Regions from separate parts of the Homo sapiens genome. Here region 2 is linked to region 1. Evidence: chromatin loops called from intact Hi-C (ENCODE). Cell type or tissue: IMR-90. All regions are shown on one strand.

What was found. Hi-C counts contacts between places; a loop is a spot of excess contacts. Peaks named below come from ENCODE experiments on the same cell type or tissue, not always from the same donor. Only the 100,000 strongest peaks of a DNase experiment are listed, where the experiment ranks them.
Region 2: a loop joins it to region 1, with 9 times the contacts of the local background. A loop is called at or near these places in 3 of 110 quality-filtered maps.

The regions. Positions count from the first base shown.
Region 1 is chr1:185,666,730-185,674,729 of GRCh38, forward strand. All of the region lies in intron 1 of LOC107985239 (a long non-coding RNA gene), which reads left to right. Among named protein-coding and RNA genes, the nearest start is that of GS1-204I12.4, 24 kb to the left of the region's middle. In IMR-90, a CTCF peak has its summit at 3,812 (motif pointing left); no DNase peak of the experiment used is centred here.
Region 2 is chr1:185,449,592-185,457,591 of GRCh38, forward strand. No RefSeq gene overlaps it. Among named protein-coding and RNA genes, the nearest start is that of CBSLR, 140 kb to the left of the region's middle. In IMR-90, no CTCF peak of the experiment used is centred here; a DNase peak (open chromatin) is centred at 4,390; H3K27ac peaks cover 524 bases; H3K27me3 peaks cover 305 bases.

The sequences.
Region 1 (8,000 bases):
ATTCTCAGGATCCAGCACAGATCAAATGACTCCGAATCCACATTTTAGCAAGAGCCTAGGCTGCAAGGATCAAAATGGCTGGGTAGCTTCACTGACTGAAGGGCAGCTGTTCTTATACTCTGTTGCACTTTAGAAGAGTCATGATGGCTGGGCTGCACCCCCATGAAAATTAAATAAAAATTTCTGGGACTGGGATCCAGGTAACAGTATTAAAAAACAAAAACAAAACCCTATATGCAGTTATAATATTGCTTCTCAAATTACAAAGCACATACAAATCACCTGGGATCTTGCTAAAATGCAGATTCTGATTCATAGGTCTGGGTGGACCCTAATAACTTGCATTTTTAACCAGTTCTCAGTTGATGCTGTTGTAATTTTATTTCTCTTGTATTCCCCACAATGTCTAGTTCATGAACAAGTAGATGCTAATTAAATATATTTTGAAAGGCGAAATTTTCTGATTTCAGAATTAGTAAATATTTCAGATGTAAAGGAAGAAATAGGCTTCACAATGTTTAATTTGAAAGTACTTCAAAGGAAAAAAATTTTTTTTCTCAGACTTGAAGAAGGCAAAAACACTTCAAACAAAATGTCCTTTGTTTTCTCAGGATTCTCTATGAGAAAATAGACTCAATAAGAGATAACAGCTTGGGTTGTTTTTCTGTTTCTCTTACACAGTTGCTTCAAGTCTCATTATTAGGTTCCCTGGGTACAACACTCAAAGATCATTCCCAGACTGTATTAAGTTCCTGTGGAGTGATTATTTCATTACAAGCGATGTATACAGACTGATGGCTTGATAAACAATAGATCACCCAGAACTCTATTATGGTTCACACCGCTAATGTATTGTTTTCTGTTTCATAGGAAATACATCCCAGATTTGTCTGAGAGATGCTGTTTAGGATAAGAGTTATGTGATTTCTCAGTTCCCGATCAAAGTTTAAAGTGTTTGACTTGATTAAAAACCATTCTTCTTTAAAACAGAATCCATTGCAGACAATTTCAGATATTTGTTCTTAGACATTCTAGGAGTAAGACTATAAAACATACTACTCTGTAGATGTGGCTTATCATTCTTACTTCCCTTATCCTCTTTGCTGTAAACCTCCACACGCTTTTTTTTTTTAAGAGACTGGGTCTTGCTATTTTGTCCAGGCTCGTCTTGAACTCCTGGGCTCACGATATCCTCCCTCCTCAGCTTCTGGAGTAGCTGGGACTACAGGCGCATATACCACTTTGTGGTTGATTTTTTCCTATCCTCTTTTTAAAAGGTGTTTTTTACCTCTGCTTTAGAGCAAAGATGGTATAATTCATCTAGTTTTATAACAAATGTAAACCAGATACAATAATAATCTACTCAGACCTGTGTGTTCAAATGCAGTTCACACTCAGCATTGCACTAGATGTCCCTGCCCTCCATTCCTCCCTCTATTTTTCCCTCCATCCCTTGGGCATTTTTCCAAGTCCACATTATTCTATTTGATTGTCTGGGTATTGATATGTGTTATCTCTATGTTCTAGGCACTGAGCCCAGGGCTAAGTATACTGTGATGAATAAAACACACCATTCCCTAAAACCTTCCTTAATTTTCTCTTTTGTTGAACTCCTCATGTACTTTTAGTGAGTACAATGACATTTAGGATTAAATTGTTCTCTAATTTTTCTCCTGTGATCTATTTTTGACTTGCTAAGTAGATCAAAGCCTTATTGAAGATTTTGCATTGGTAATATTCACAGAGAAAATGTATACCTGAACTGCTGGAGAGGCTCTGGAAAAGTATAGGAGCACCTGTCCTAACTTTTAGGGTCATGGAAGACTTAGGAGAGGACATCTAAGCTAAGTAGGATAAGTAGAATGTAATCAGGTGAAGATTGAAAGTGGGGAAAAGGCTGGCAGAGTGTAGGATCCCATTCCATATTCAAGAAGTGGTTTTGCAAAGAGAAGATAAAGTATAGCATATTTAAAAGATGCATAGGTACTTCAGAATCACCAAACACAAACTGCAAGGGGGTAGATGTGGAGAATAAGGTACACCATGAAAAATATACAGGGACAATACAAAAGAGCAAGATGAAGGGTCAACATTGTGCTATAGAAACAAAATTCCCTAAAGTAAGTTTTCTGGTTTTGTCAGTGACTTTATAGGCTGTGAGATAGAGGAGGTCAACCCTAGTTGGAGCAGTATGCAAAGCAGAGATGGCCTTATATTGCGGAGTGCTTTGGATAGCCAGAGAGGTGGAGGGATCGACTTCAGTCTGGGAAGACCCCCTGAAAAAATGCCCAGTGGCTGGCAGTCATTTTGATGGGCTTTCTGCCTGAAACAGGGATTTCTCCTCAAAGGCAAATGAGATACAAATTTACCCAATGGCACATCCTAATAACTGAAGCAGGAAGACAAAACAGGTTCCTCAGGTCCCCACTCAACCAGCCATTTGCTAGAACACAAAATTATCTGCATTCAAATGCCAATTTTTTTTGAGTCACTGAATATGCTTTCTTTGCCTTTTCATTATTTCTTAATAATAATCATATAGCACTGACATCATTTATATCCAAGTTTGCAGTTAAATAGATCAGTTAATAAGTTGTACAAAGAACGGTGTGTTCTATACTGAAATAAGTGGCAATGATCTTATCTTCAGAGTATATCATCATCTATTTGGTTCTCAAAAACATCATCATCATTATAATTACTTTATTAATTCTTTTAGCTACTATTTTTTAAAGTTCTTTTTATGTTCCAAGCACTGTGGTAAGTGCTTTACAAACTGTAAGAGACATAAAGCTTTTCTGTATGTCTAGCCTCCCTTCCTTCTTTCAGAAATAATGTCTTTTTTTGTTTGTTTGTTTGTTTTGCTTTTAGGAGACCAGCCGTTTCTCATTCTCACTCTACGCAGTCAACTCCATGCATTCACAGTTTTACCCTTCTCTCTCTCCAGGCTTTATAGTGGTGGTAGTCATGGGACAGCACAGGACGCAGGCCTGGCTTAGGTGGGCACATGTCCTAAAGTGGTCTGAGCCATACTGAGGCCTGCACTTTTGCTGGAGCTATTGGAAAAGAGGTCCCTGGGTATAAGAGCCACTTAAATCTGGAGCGGGCTGAGCCCACCTGGTACCATGAGAAGAAAATCTGCCAGATATTGAAGTCAACACACAAGAAAGCAGAGCCAGGAGATGGAGACAAGGCAATAGCATCCTCAATATATTAAATTCCAAAGCTGGCTGTTCCTGAAGAGAGTATGTATCTGGACCTTTCAGCTATGTGATCCAATATATGTCTCTATCTTTACAAAACTACTTTGAGTTGGGCTTTTGTTCTTGGCTGCTGAAACAGGCAGAGCCATTATATGACTAAAAAGCTCCTGTTCTTAACGACCAATATCTCCAAGGATATTGGAGAAATGCTGGTGAAATAATGTGAGTAAATTTAAAAAGGAATCCCTCTTCACCTGCCCCCAAGTTTCGTGAGCTTTTTTAAGGGTACGTTTTCCATAAGGAATGTGCTTACTATTGCAGATTAGCAATGTGTTAGTTTGTCCATACGAAAGCAAGTAGCACTTATTTCCTTGTGGACAAGTGCATCCCCTGTGGTCCTGCTAGTACTATTTCAGTCCTAACGGGGTGATCAAGGGTTTGAGGCACCCTCTCAATACAAGCCCCAACCAAGGGAGGGTCCTAGCTCTTCTCATTTGAAAATGGTAAGCAAGCACTTCTCACTTCTAGATGGGAAGCCTGCCGATAACAAAAAATAGTTTTGCTTAAATATAGGCAGGCTTGAATTTGATGAAATGGCCCCCTCCGGTGGTTAGAGCAGCTGCTATAGTCTCCTTCCTCCTTAAGGTGGGAGACCTAAAATGAACCTTACTTAGTCTATTGCTTGTAAAGCCCACTGTTCTCTGAAATTTACTGCTTTGGTAAAATCTGCACAACTTAGAGTGCAGTGACAGCTGTATAACCGCATCGTTCAAGAAATCCTCAGTGTGAATGACTTTTAAATATTGGATGGATTGCCTTACATTCTGGGAGTGTTACTTTCACCCTCATTTATAAGGGGAAGCTCATAAAATAAGCTTCTCAGGAGTATACATTAATAAGAACAAAACAACCTTAACACAGCAGACTAATTTATCTATGTTTAATCTGTCTTGTAAAATAGCAAGATTAAAATGGAGGTACGTCACAGAAGATCAAAACATGTAGGCTCCTTGAAGTCCCTGCACATTTGGCCTAAATGCTTCCTAGCTCGTTTTTAAATCAGCTGATGTGAATGAGAAGTTATTTTTAAAAAATCAGACAATCAGAGTGCCCTGTACTAGAAAGAGACGACCTGTATGTTTGCTGACCATTGTTCTAGTGCTTGCTAGGGAAAGTTACCTGGAATTAGTAATAGAAAGAAAAGAACACATTATGGATGCTAAGGATAATTCTTCTTCTCTCTCTTAAATTTCATGAGACTTAAAAGGTGATTCTACAGTTTTTGACGTGATTCTTTAAAATATTTTTAGAAATATTTTATTTTATTTATTTATTTTTGAGATGGAGTCTCGCTCTGTCACCCAGGCTGGAGTGCAGTGACACGATCTTGGCTCCCTGCAATCTCCACCTCCTAGGTTCAAGTGATTCTTCTCTCTCAGCCTCCTGAGTAGCTGGGAGTACAGGCATGCACCACCATGCCTGGCTAATTTTTTATATTTTTAGTAGAGACAAGTTTCACTGTGTTGGCAAGGTTGGTCTCAAAGTCCTGACCTCAAATGATCCACCCTCCTTGGCCTCCCAAAGTGCTGGGATTACAGGCATGAGCCACTGTGTCTGGCCCAGAAATATTTTAACTTAGCACTTTGGTGTCAGATTCATAGGAGCCAATGCATACAAAATTATTTATTTCGTTTGAAAAATAATTCTGTAGAGGTCATTGCAATGTTGAGTTCTTGATCTTTAAATCCTTTTAAAATTTTAGATGGGCATTGCTAACGGGAGAGATACAGTTCACACCAAATAGATACCACGGATCATTCTCTTTTTAAAGTGTTCCTCTTTGAGATTCCCCACCCCACCTCCCCCCACTTTGCTGTGCCTCCATTCTCAACAAGCATCTTAAACATTGTTTATCCCCCATCCTCTGTCTTTGGCCATCTTCTCAATATATACCCTCCTTCTGAGTGTTCTCATCCAAACTCATGGCTGTATTTACTATCCATCACTGTAGTTTCCTAAATTAATATTGCTATTTAAAATTGAGCTGTACCCTGACCTTCAGAGCTATACATAAAATGGGCTGCCCAACATCTACTTGAATGTCCCATAAGGATTCAAATTCAGTATAGCAAAACTGAGCTTAATATATCTTCTCCCTGAATTTAGTTCCAGTTCATTTCATGGCCTCAAAACCCCGTATCTGGGAAACATACCAGAATCTTTCCTTACCTTCTTCCACAACCAACCGGTTACTATATGCTATAATATTTACCTTTTTGGCATTTCTGGTATTCGTCTTCTCGTTACCATCTTCACTGCTGTTGCCCTCATTGAGGCACTCATCTCTTACCTGGACTATTATAAGAGATTCTACTTTCAACTGAACAAACACATTGTAGCCAGAATTGCTTTTCCTAAATGCAAATCAAATCACGTTCTTCCCCATATCCCTCTTTTTTTTTTGAGACAGAGTCTCATTCTGTCAAGTGATTCTCCTGCCTTAGCCTCCCAAGTAGCTGGGATTACAGGCACACACCACCATGCCTGGCTAATTTTTGTATTTTTAGTAGAGACGGAGTTTCACCATGTTGGCCAGGCTGGTCTTAAACTCCCGACCTCAGGTGATCTGCCCGCCTCGGCCTCCCAATGTGTTGGTATTAGAGGTGTGAGCCACCATGCCCAGCCTATGTTCTTCCCCTTTTAAGACACTTCAGGGTTGTTGTTGTGTGTTTTTTTTTTTTGTAAGCATAAATTTAAATTTCTTGATGCATCATACATGATCCTCTACATCTGGCTACTGACCACTTCTCTATATCAGTTGTCTATTGCCCTGATAACACTGTGTAACCAACAACCACAAAATCTCAAGGACATACTTAAGAAACATTTATTATTCCCTTGTCTAGGCTGGTCTGCTGTGGACTTTGCTTGATCTTGGCTGGAGTTGCTCTTATGTCTGGAGGTTGGCTGGCCTTGGCTGGTCTAGAGTAGACTTAGCTGGAATAACTGGGGCAACTTGGCTCTGCTCTATGTGTTCCTTGTCCTCTGGCTGACTAGCCTGGGCATGGTTAATGGGGATGACAGAGATGCAAGAGAGAGCATAAGCAGAAATATACAAAGTTTCTTGAGGCCTAGGTTCAGAATTGGCACATCGTCATGTTTGCTAAGTTGTATTAGCCAAAGGAAGTCCTAAGACTGGCTCAGATTCAAGGGTTCGGGAGACAGATTCTGCCTCCAATTAGGGGAACTGCAAAGTCACATGACAATGGGTTGACTACAGGAAGTGGGGGAGAATTAGAGTTTTTATTGCACTGTCCATCATATATTTCAAGAAAGCTTCCACTTTCTTCCTTCCTCAGGACAAACAAGGAACAAAGAAACTCTCCACTGAAATTTTCAAATTTCATTACGGATAATGCAAGGAAAAGGAGAAAACGTCAAAGGAACTATAATTTCAACACCCTTGTAGAGAAAATAATGTATCTATGGAGGAAAATAAGTACAGGGTACTATGAGGAAATAAACATTAGGAGAATAGAAAAGAGACATTGGGAATTAAAAATATGATGGCAAAATAAGAAATTCAGTGAAAAGTTTGGAAGACAAAATTGAGGCATTTCCTGGAAAGCAGAACAAAAGGCCAAAAAAAAAAAAAAAAAACACAAAGAACACTAAGAAATAAAAACAGTCAGTTCAAAATATTTAAATCTGATTAATAAATGTTTTAATTTCAATTTTAATTTTTTTGATACAGTTTTGCTCCTGTCACCCAGGCTGGAGTGCAATAGCGCAATCTCAGCTCACCGCAACCTCTGCTTCCTGGGTTCAAGCGATTCTCCTGCTTCAGCCTCCCAAGTAGCTGAGATTACAGGCACCTGTCATTACACCTGGCTAATTTCTGTATTTTTTAGTAGAGACAGAGTTTCACGTTTCACCATGTTGGCCAGTCTGGTCGCAAACTCCTGACATCAGGTGATCCACCTCCCTCCACCTCCCAAAGTGCTGGGATTACAGGCATGAGCCATTGCGCACGGCCCCTGATTATAAAAGTTTTAAATAAGGAAAGGCAATTATTTAAAAAATAAGAAAATGCAGATGCCCAGGGTTTGCTACTGGAGAGATCTGATTCAGAAGGTCAGTAAATTGAATTAATACATTAATTTTGTATCTTTCCTTCAGCTTCTTTGGAACACTGAATATGAAACACAAAGTAGAACTTCAGAACTGATGAACTATTATTAGAAGTGGTTTGATTTGAAAATGTGGAAGTCAATTGTGGGAAGAGGGCATAAGGATGGAGATAACTATGTTTAAAACTTATTTTGAAAGTAGACAACAGCTAACATTAGTGTTCCGTGATGACGGGAAGTGGAGACAATGCAGCTGCTAAATGAGTCCCTTTAAATATTGACATGACTGACTCTAGTGCGACATGTTTAGTAGGAAGTGGGAGAGGAAGTAAAAATAGACCAAAGCAAACATTTGCTCAAGATAGACGAAGAGCAATACATCCTCTCTGTGCCCCTCCACCCCTATGAAAACATGGCTCTAAGCTTCTGACAACTTTTTTTCTCCCGTTTCTATTGTTATGGTCATGGTCATGATTTAGCACATTCTGGTGACTTTCATATATGCTCCTCTGACCAAATTCTAGATAAATGTTTTATGTTTACATTGTCACAACTCTTCAGGAATGAAGGTTACTCTCTCCCTTCATTAGAGACCGAAAATAAATGTTCAGCAGTAGAATCTTTTTCAACATTACTTTAAAAACGCAATCTCAAGGGGTCTCAGTTT
Region 2 (8,000 bases), 220 kb before region 1:
GTAAAGATCCCTTCTATCATAGTGGTGTAGGATCTAAGGGGACTTGAGAACTGCTCATTCTCAAGTTCTTCTGCCAGTGTTACTTATTTCTTGTTTTAGGTATTGCCATTATAGGAAAATACCTGGATTTAGATTCAAAGACAAATCTCTTTATAAAAGCGGTTGTGCAATTATTTCTGCTGCCTTATCCCTTTGTGTAACAGCTGTCCTGGAAAATATTGCATTTGTTTCCCACATTTAATTACTCACTAATGACCAATAAAAGCTATAAAAGAGTTTATTGCTTTATTGATGATGATTCAGGTCAAACATGGCAGATGCTTCCTTATGCTGAATCCTCCAACAAGTATCTATTATAGGAAGATGGATGCATCAAGTTCAGTAGAATAGCGAAGAGCAGTTTGCAGCTGGCCAGGTTCCTAGCATGGAGGTACTTTGCTACAGGATACTTTGCTGCAAAGTTCAGCCTTCCTTTTGAAGCAGATCTTCCTTTCTGCTCTCTTTTTACTTCTTCCTTCTTTCCTGTCCCCTTCCTTCTTCCTTCTTGCTCCTTTTTTTCTTTTTATTTCTTGTGTTCCTACTCAAGGGGAGCATACCAAAGAAACAAATAATTATTTCTTCCCTGCTGGAATTGACAATTAACTTAAGGAGCTAAAACCTGAAACAGAATGACAAGTGAACATAGGTAAGTGTAGGGTGAGGCAGCCCAACCTCTGTACTTAAGGGTGGAGAGAATTCACAGTAAGTAAATGATCCATCTAAGGTGGGGATTGCCAGTAAAGTTTCTTGAAGCCAGCTTGCTTGTTTGCTTTCCTGTCTGCTCCAAAACAAGTTACTTCAGGTTATAGTCATTGATTCCATATACATTTTGTTTTTTATTGATATCTCATATCTGTGTTTTGGGAGGTTTGTTTTTTATTATCCAATCCAAGCTGAGTGATGCCTAGTTTTCTTATCTCATTGCCCGGTGTTTATTCAGTGTTCAAACCTAAGCCCCACTGGTGATGGGCATGGCCTTTTTATCCTCCACAGCTCCTTACAACTGTGTGACCATAGCTTCCGGTGGATTACAACAGTGATGTACAGGTGATGGTGATAATAAGAGGACTTGTTTTGACTACATTCTAAATTTGACCGTATTCCAAATTAAAACTTGTTATTGGTCAAACATTACCAGGGAAGTCTTTGGGAGTGCAAAGTTATGGAACCAATATTTTCTGAGCACACGCTGTGCTGGGGATCATGCTGTGCATGTTAGACAAATCTACTTGGTTGTTGCCCACGGTGACTTCAGCTTACAGATGAAGAAACTGAGGTTCACAGAGGTAAGTTAAATTACTTACAGCCATACAATTGGTACATGTTGGAGCCAGGGTTCAAACCTAGGTTGCCCGTATTTCCACATCCTTTTCCACTATACCAAAAAGCTTCCCTAAGATAGGGCCTGTGAAGGACTCCCAGATGCTGGGGATGCGACAGAATCCCAGGCATGCTGCCGTCACCAAAACCACTACCACTGCCCCTTGTGGGAAGAACTGGATTCACGGGGTCATGGATGCTCCAGGAAATGCTACACAAAAAGAGTGATATCTGTGAAGGGAGAGGCTAGGGGGAAGGGGAAGGCAAATGTGTAAAATATGTGTCTCTATCATCAGTTTTATGTTCAGCTATGAACATTCTGTTCTAAAGAAGGTTTGTGTTCCCAAAGTTACAGCTCCGTAGTAACAGTGGTCTCCCAGCCTGTCCACTTGTTTGTAGCTACTTTGGAAGGGTACTAGGGTCAGTGTGATCTCCATGAAGTTTAGGTGAATCCAGCACCAAGGTCCCTTCTGACCATCTTAGAGCAAGGACCCACTGTCTATTTTTATCTCCTTCAACTCTTAAAGACTCTTTTTCCCTCAAGAGTCCCATTGCCTTTTCTGACGTTCAGACTTGGACAAAGCCTATTTGGTCTATCACATCTGCTTTCATAACTTTGAATATCTGTGGAAGTGCACAGTGATATTGATTCCTTTCCCTAAGAATAAGAAGGCTTTAGATTCTTTATGTAAATTGTACACTACATTTCAAACCTCCACACTCAGCTTCTCAATTGTATATGAGAGGGTTGGCTTGTCTTTATATGCTAAGTCCTGGAGACTTGTCTCTAATTCACTAAAAACGTGACCTCTGTTTAACCTCAGAAGCAGAGGTAACCAAATACATTTCCCTTTCTAAATAAGATGACAATACCCTCTGAGGCTTGGGTGTTTCTCAAGCGCAGCCCTAGTCTTGAATCTCCTAACTTGCCCATCCTGTACCTACCTATGAATCCAAACTGATTGGGGGACAAAGAAAGGCAATTGTAATAGAGACCATTTAGAGCAAGATACAGACATACAGGAGCTAAAGGAGGCGAGTGTGTGTGAATAGGGGATGGGGGTGAGGGAATGAACCCTCTTTACAGAAGAGTTTTGATTTTGAGGCAGCTTTTTTCTTGTGGCAGGGCCAGATATACCAGGCTGAGGCTAATGAAACTTAAGCTTTGGGCCTCTCACTTGCATGGAACTCTTCCAAGGCCCTGGGAGAGGCTCTAGAAATTCTAATTTATAATTTTTCACTTTTTTCATTAAAGGAGATTTTCTTCCTCCAAATTGTATGCTTCAGTCTCCACAAAAACCAGATCTACCCCTGCCCGGACCAACATTTTTAGAATGGTTCTCATAAACAAAGAGACCAATACCAGCTTAGCCAGTCAAGAATTAAGACTGAATTGGTTTGGTAATCCCGGCTGAAGGGTCTGCTTATGGAAAGAGGCTTCTGGCAGCCTACTTTGTTTGGACCAAAGATGCTAAATAAATTTTACGTTATGCGTCAACCCCAATCGATTGGTAGTGGCTGTGTTGAGAAAGATTCTGAAGTCAGGTCCAGGCTCATGAGAGTCATAAATAATTAGTGATGGCCACCATGAATATCTGTCTGATGTTAGCCCTGATTTGAATTTGGACTCCGTATCTATGGCCCAAGATGGAAGCTGCAGTGTTAGTGGAAAAAAAATAAAGCTCAAAGGGATGTCTCTTTCTGTGGTAAGTGTCTTTCAGAAAACACAAGGCAATTCTTTCTACCTGGCTTCCTGAATTATGCAAAATGTTGGGACACTTGGTTAAGAAACATTCTTCATAAGGCACATACTGAGGCTGACTAGTGACTGCTCCTTGAAGGCAGAGCTGAACAGAGAGTGTGCTAGATTTCAGGGCCTTCAGCCACTTTCTGTTTCTACCATGGGTTTGGTGGGTCACACAAAGACTTGGTGGTCACTCTTCACATATAGAGTAAGTATGTCAAATGCTATATTCTGGGATTAGCATATTTTTGGTGTTCAAACAATCAAAAACCATAGTTTATTAAACAGCTAACAGGTGACAATGGGTGTATTCTCTATACTTTTCCTAAATGGTGTGTGTTATGAGCTGAATTTTATGGCCCTTCAATTCATACATTGAAGTCCTAACTCCCAGTATCTTGGAATGTGACTATATTTAGAGATAGAGGCTTTAAAGAGTTAAAATGAGGTCATCAGGGTGGGCGCTAATTCAGTATGATTGGAGTCCTTATAAAAAGGGGAAATTTAGAGACAGATGCACATACACAGAGCACTCCATGTGAAGAGACGCAAGGAGAAGACAGCCAACTATAAGCCAAGGAAAGGAGGAAATGTAGACGCAGACACACATTGCAGGGAATGCTGTGTGAACATGAAGACAACTGTCTACAAGTCAAGGAGCGAGGCCTTGGGAGAAAGCAATCCTGTTGACACCTAGGTCTCAGATGTCTGACCTCTAGTACTGTGAGAAAATGAATTACTATTGTTTAAGCCAGGGATCTACAGCCCCCAGGTTACGGACTGATAGTGGTCCGTGGCCTGCGAGGAACTGGGCCACACAGCAGGAGGTTAGTGGTGGGAGAGCTTCAACTGTAGTTATAGCCACTTCCCATTGTTTGCATCCTTTATTTCCTGAGCTCCGCTTCCTGTCAGATCAGCGGTGGCATTAGATTCTCAAAGGAAAGCAAACCCTATTGTGAACTGCGCAGGAGAGGGATCTAGGTTGCGTGTTCCTTATGAGAATCTAATACTTGATGATCTGTTACTGTCTCCCATCACCCCCATATGGAACCATCTAGTTGCAGGAAAACAGGCTCAGGGCTCCCACTGATTCTACATTATGGTGAGTTGTATAGTTATTTCATTACATATTGCAGTGTCATAATGCAAATAAAGTGCACAATAAATGTAATGTGTCTGAATCATCCCCAAACCATCCCCATACCCCTGGGATGTGGAAAAATTGTCTTCCACGAAACCAGTCCCTGGTGCCAAAAAGCTTGGGGACTGCTTGTTTAAACCACCCAGTCTGCGGTATTTTGTTATGGTAGCCCTAGAAAACTAATACACTATGTTTGCACCATTCCTTTGGAATTTTTTTCTTATGTATACACTGTGAAGCTTTGCATATTTTCTGTTGTGTCTCATGTTTATCAAAAAGTTCTTGCCTCATATTTTCCAGTCTCTTTTTTCTTTTACCACTTAATCTCTGGGCTTAACAATGGTAATTTTTGCCACATTCCAGCCTGACTTGATGATATTTCTATTTAAACTACCAGCAAGATTTATTGAGAAGCCAGTGAAAAAGAAAGACAACTCAAATTAGTTTCACTGAAGTGCACAGGAGGATATAAATAATTCTTGGTTGGAAAATCTGGTTAGTGGTCCTGACAGTCCAGAAAAATGTTGCTGGAGTGAGAACAGCAGGGGAGGCTATAGAAGTACAGGCTCATCAGGAAAGGAGGTGTTTTGATCCATATTTTGAATAACATGATTGAGTTTAGTAATACAGTATGGTTTTTTTTTCTTTTCTTTTCTTTTTTTTTTTTTTTTGAGACGGAGTCTCGCTCTGTCACCCAGGCTGGAGTGCAGTGGCGCAATCTTGGCTCACTGTGCAAGCTCCACCTCCTGGGTTCACGCCATTCTCCTGCCTCAGCCTCCCGAGTAGCTGGGATTACAGGCGCCCGCCACCATGCCCGGCTAATTTTTTGTATATTTAGTAGAGATGGGGTTTCACCGTGTTAGCCAGGATGGTCTCGATCTCCTGACCTTGTGATCCACCCACGTCAGCCTCCCAAAGTGCTGGAATTACAGGCATGAGCCACCACGCCCGGCCGTAATACAGTATGTTTATTTCAGAAACAAGATGATAAATTTCAGTACTTATTTGATATGTGCTATAATCTTCTGTAGAGTTGGCAAGTGATGTGCACTGTGGCCCTCAAATGCTGGGAATCAAAAGGGAAAAAACCACATTTTGATTCTCTATAATTCCATTAACTAGAGTTCATTTGTAATCTACTCTTAGAAGAAAAATTTGCAATAACGAGAAGCCAAACATATAAGGTATTTTAAAGAAATAATCAAATATCTAAGGTACGTTCTGTGATTCAGTATAAATTCAGGCCTATCTCATGTATCTTTTACATCTTTATCCAAACATCTGTTTAGTATGAATTATTGGTGAGAAGTAGGATTCTGAGGTAATGCAAAACTTCTATCATCAAAGATTGAATTAATTTGATTTTGCTCACTATATAACATTTACAAAGGTAGGGAAGTGAGCCAATTATGTGTAAGAAAGAGTTTCCACAGTGAGGGTACAAGTAAATGAAAATTCTTATTTAATTGTTGCCTAAATAGAAACTCCAATGAATAAACCTCGGCCCTTAAAAATAGAGGTATTGCTGTGGTTCTGATTTCATTAACAATAACCCTTTGATACCATTTTCCCATTTGTAAATGTTGACTTTTTGGCTTTCAAAAAATTTCTATACTTTTATTAAAGACAAAGACTAGGCCGGGTGCAGTTGCTCACGCCTGTAATCCCAGTATTTTGGGAGGCTGAGGCGGGTGGATCACGAGTTCGGGAGTTCAAGACCAGGCTGGCCAAGATGGTGAAACCCCGTCTCTACTAAAAATACAAAAATTAGCCAGGTGTGGTGGCAGGCACCTGTAATCTCAGCTACTCAGGAGGCCGAGGCAGAGGATTGCTTGAACCTGGGAGGCGGAGGTTGCAGTGAGCCAAGATCATGCCACTGCACTCCAGCCTGAGCGACAGAGTGAGACTCCATCTCAAAAAAACAAAAAACAAAAAACAAACAAACCCAAAAAAACACAATGACTATTTTTTTTTTTTTTTGTCAGATGGAGCCTCCCTCTGTCTCCTAGGCTGGAGTACAGTGGTGCAATCTTGGCTCACTGCAACCTCTGCCTCCCGGGTTCGGGCAATTCTCTGTCTCAGCCTCCTGAGTAGCTGAGATTACAGGCGCCCACCACCACACCCGGCTAATTTTTGTATTTTTAAGTAGAGACAGGGTTTCACCATCTTAGCCAGGCTGGTCTTGAACTCCTAACTTCAGGTGATTCATCCACCTCAGCCTCCTAAAGTGCTGGGATTACAGGTGTGAGCCACTGTGCCTGTCCGACAATGACTTTTTTTTTTTTTTTTTGAGATGGAGTCTTACTCTGTCTCCCAGGCTGGAGTGCAATAGCACCATGTCGGCTCACTGCAACCTCCATCTCCTGGGTGCAAGCAATTCTCCTGCCTCAGCCTCCCGAGGAGCTGAGATTACAGGCGGCTGCCACCACACCTGGCTAATTTTTATATTTTTAGTAGATACAGGGTTTCACCATGTTGGCCAGGCTGGTCTCGAACTCCTGACCTCAGGTAATCTGCCCGCCTTGGTCTCCCAAAGTGTTGGGATTACAGGCGTGAGCCACTGCACCCTGCTGACTATTTTTTAAGAAAAACTTTTCCAAAAAAATATGACTTAACCTGTGACATCTCTTAGTCCCATGAACAGCTGGGTGGGAAGTCATCTGCAGGGGGTCTTTTCACCATGGATGCTGCAACCCCCTGGTCTGAGCCCCCATCCTCTCTTGCTTGGATAACTGCAACAGCTTCCTGCAGAGCCTCCTGTTTCTCCCCTTGATCCTCTATAGTCTGTGCTCAACACAATGGCTATACAATAATTTAAAATATATGTGCCATTTTATGCTTCTCCTTAGTTCAACCCCTGTGTGACTTCCCATCTGCCTCAGAGTGAAAGCCAAAGTCTTAACAATGGCCCACAGTGCCCTCCACAATCTGCCCTGCCCTTCTGTCCCTCACCTCCCTGGCTCAGCTCATCGCACTCATCCCCTAGACTGCTCTACTCTGCTGCACTGACCTCCTTGCCATTCCTCAATCCTGCCAGCCCTGCTCCCTCTGCCTGGAAGGCTCTTTCTACAGTTATTTCCATGCCTCCCTCCCTCATACCTTTTGGATCTTTGCTCGAATGTCGTAAGCCATCCTCTCATGGAGACCTTTTCACACCCTTTAAAATTGCTACCACCTCCCTAGCGCCCTCTCCCCAACCCCATTCCTCTTCCATTCTCATTACCGTATGACTTAACTCTCTATTTGCTTGTTTTATTGTCCTTCCTCCACTGGGATGTAAGCTCCATGAAGGCAGGGATTTTAGTCTGTTTCGTTCACCTAATAGAATCTTGTCGGCTCATAGTAGGGTCAATAAATATTAGTTTAATAAACAAATGACTGATGAGGACTTTTTCCAGCAATTTATTTACCTATTTGCCAAAGGACCAGCAAAATAACTCAGAAATCTAATAATGGGTTAAGTCTCTTAATGAAACAGAATGGAACATAGTATTCCAGTGCCATCTTGCATTCTGCAGGACTTGACAGTAATGTGTAAGAGAAAAAAAGAGATAGACTGATATTTCCTTAGTCACATATCTTTCAATATATTGAGGCCATAAAAGAAATAAGTAAGCTACAAAACATTCTCTTCTAACGTAATTATATTTATTCCTTCCTTCCTTTTTTGTTTGTTTGCCTAATCACATATATTATACAAATTAATGATAGTCCGTTTAGAGATAGAACACTTTCCAGGAGTCGAAAGTAAAAATC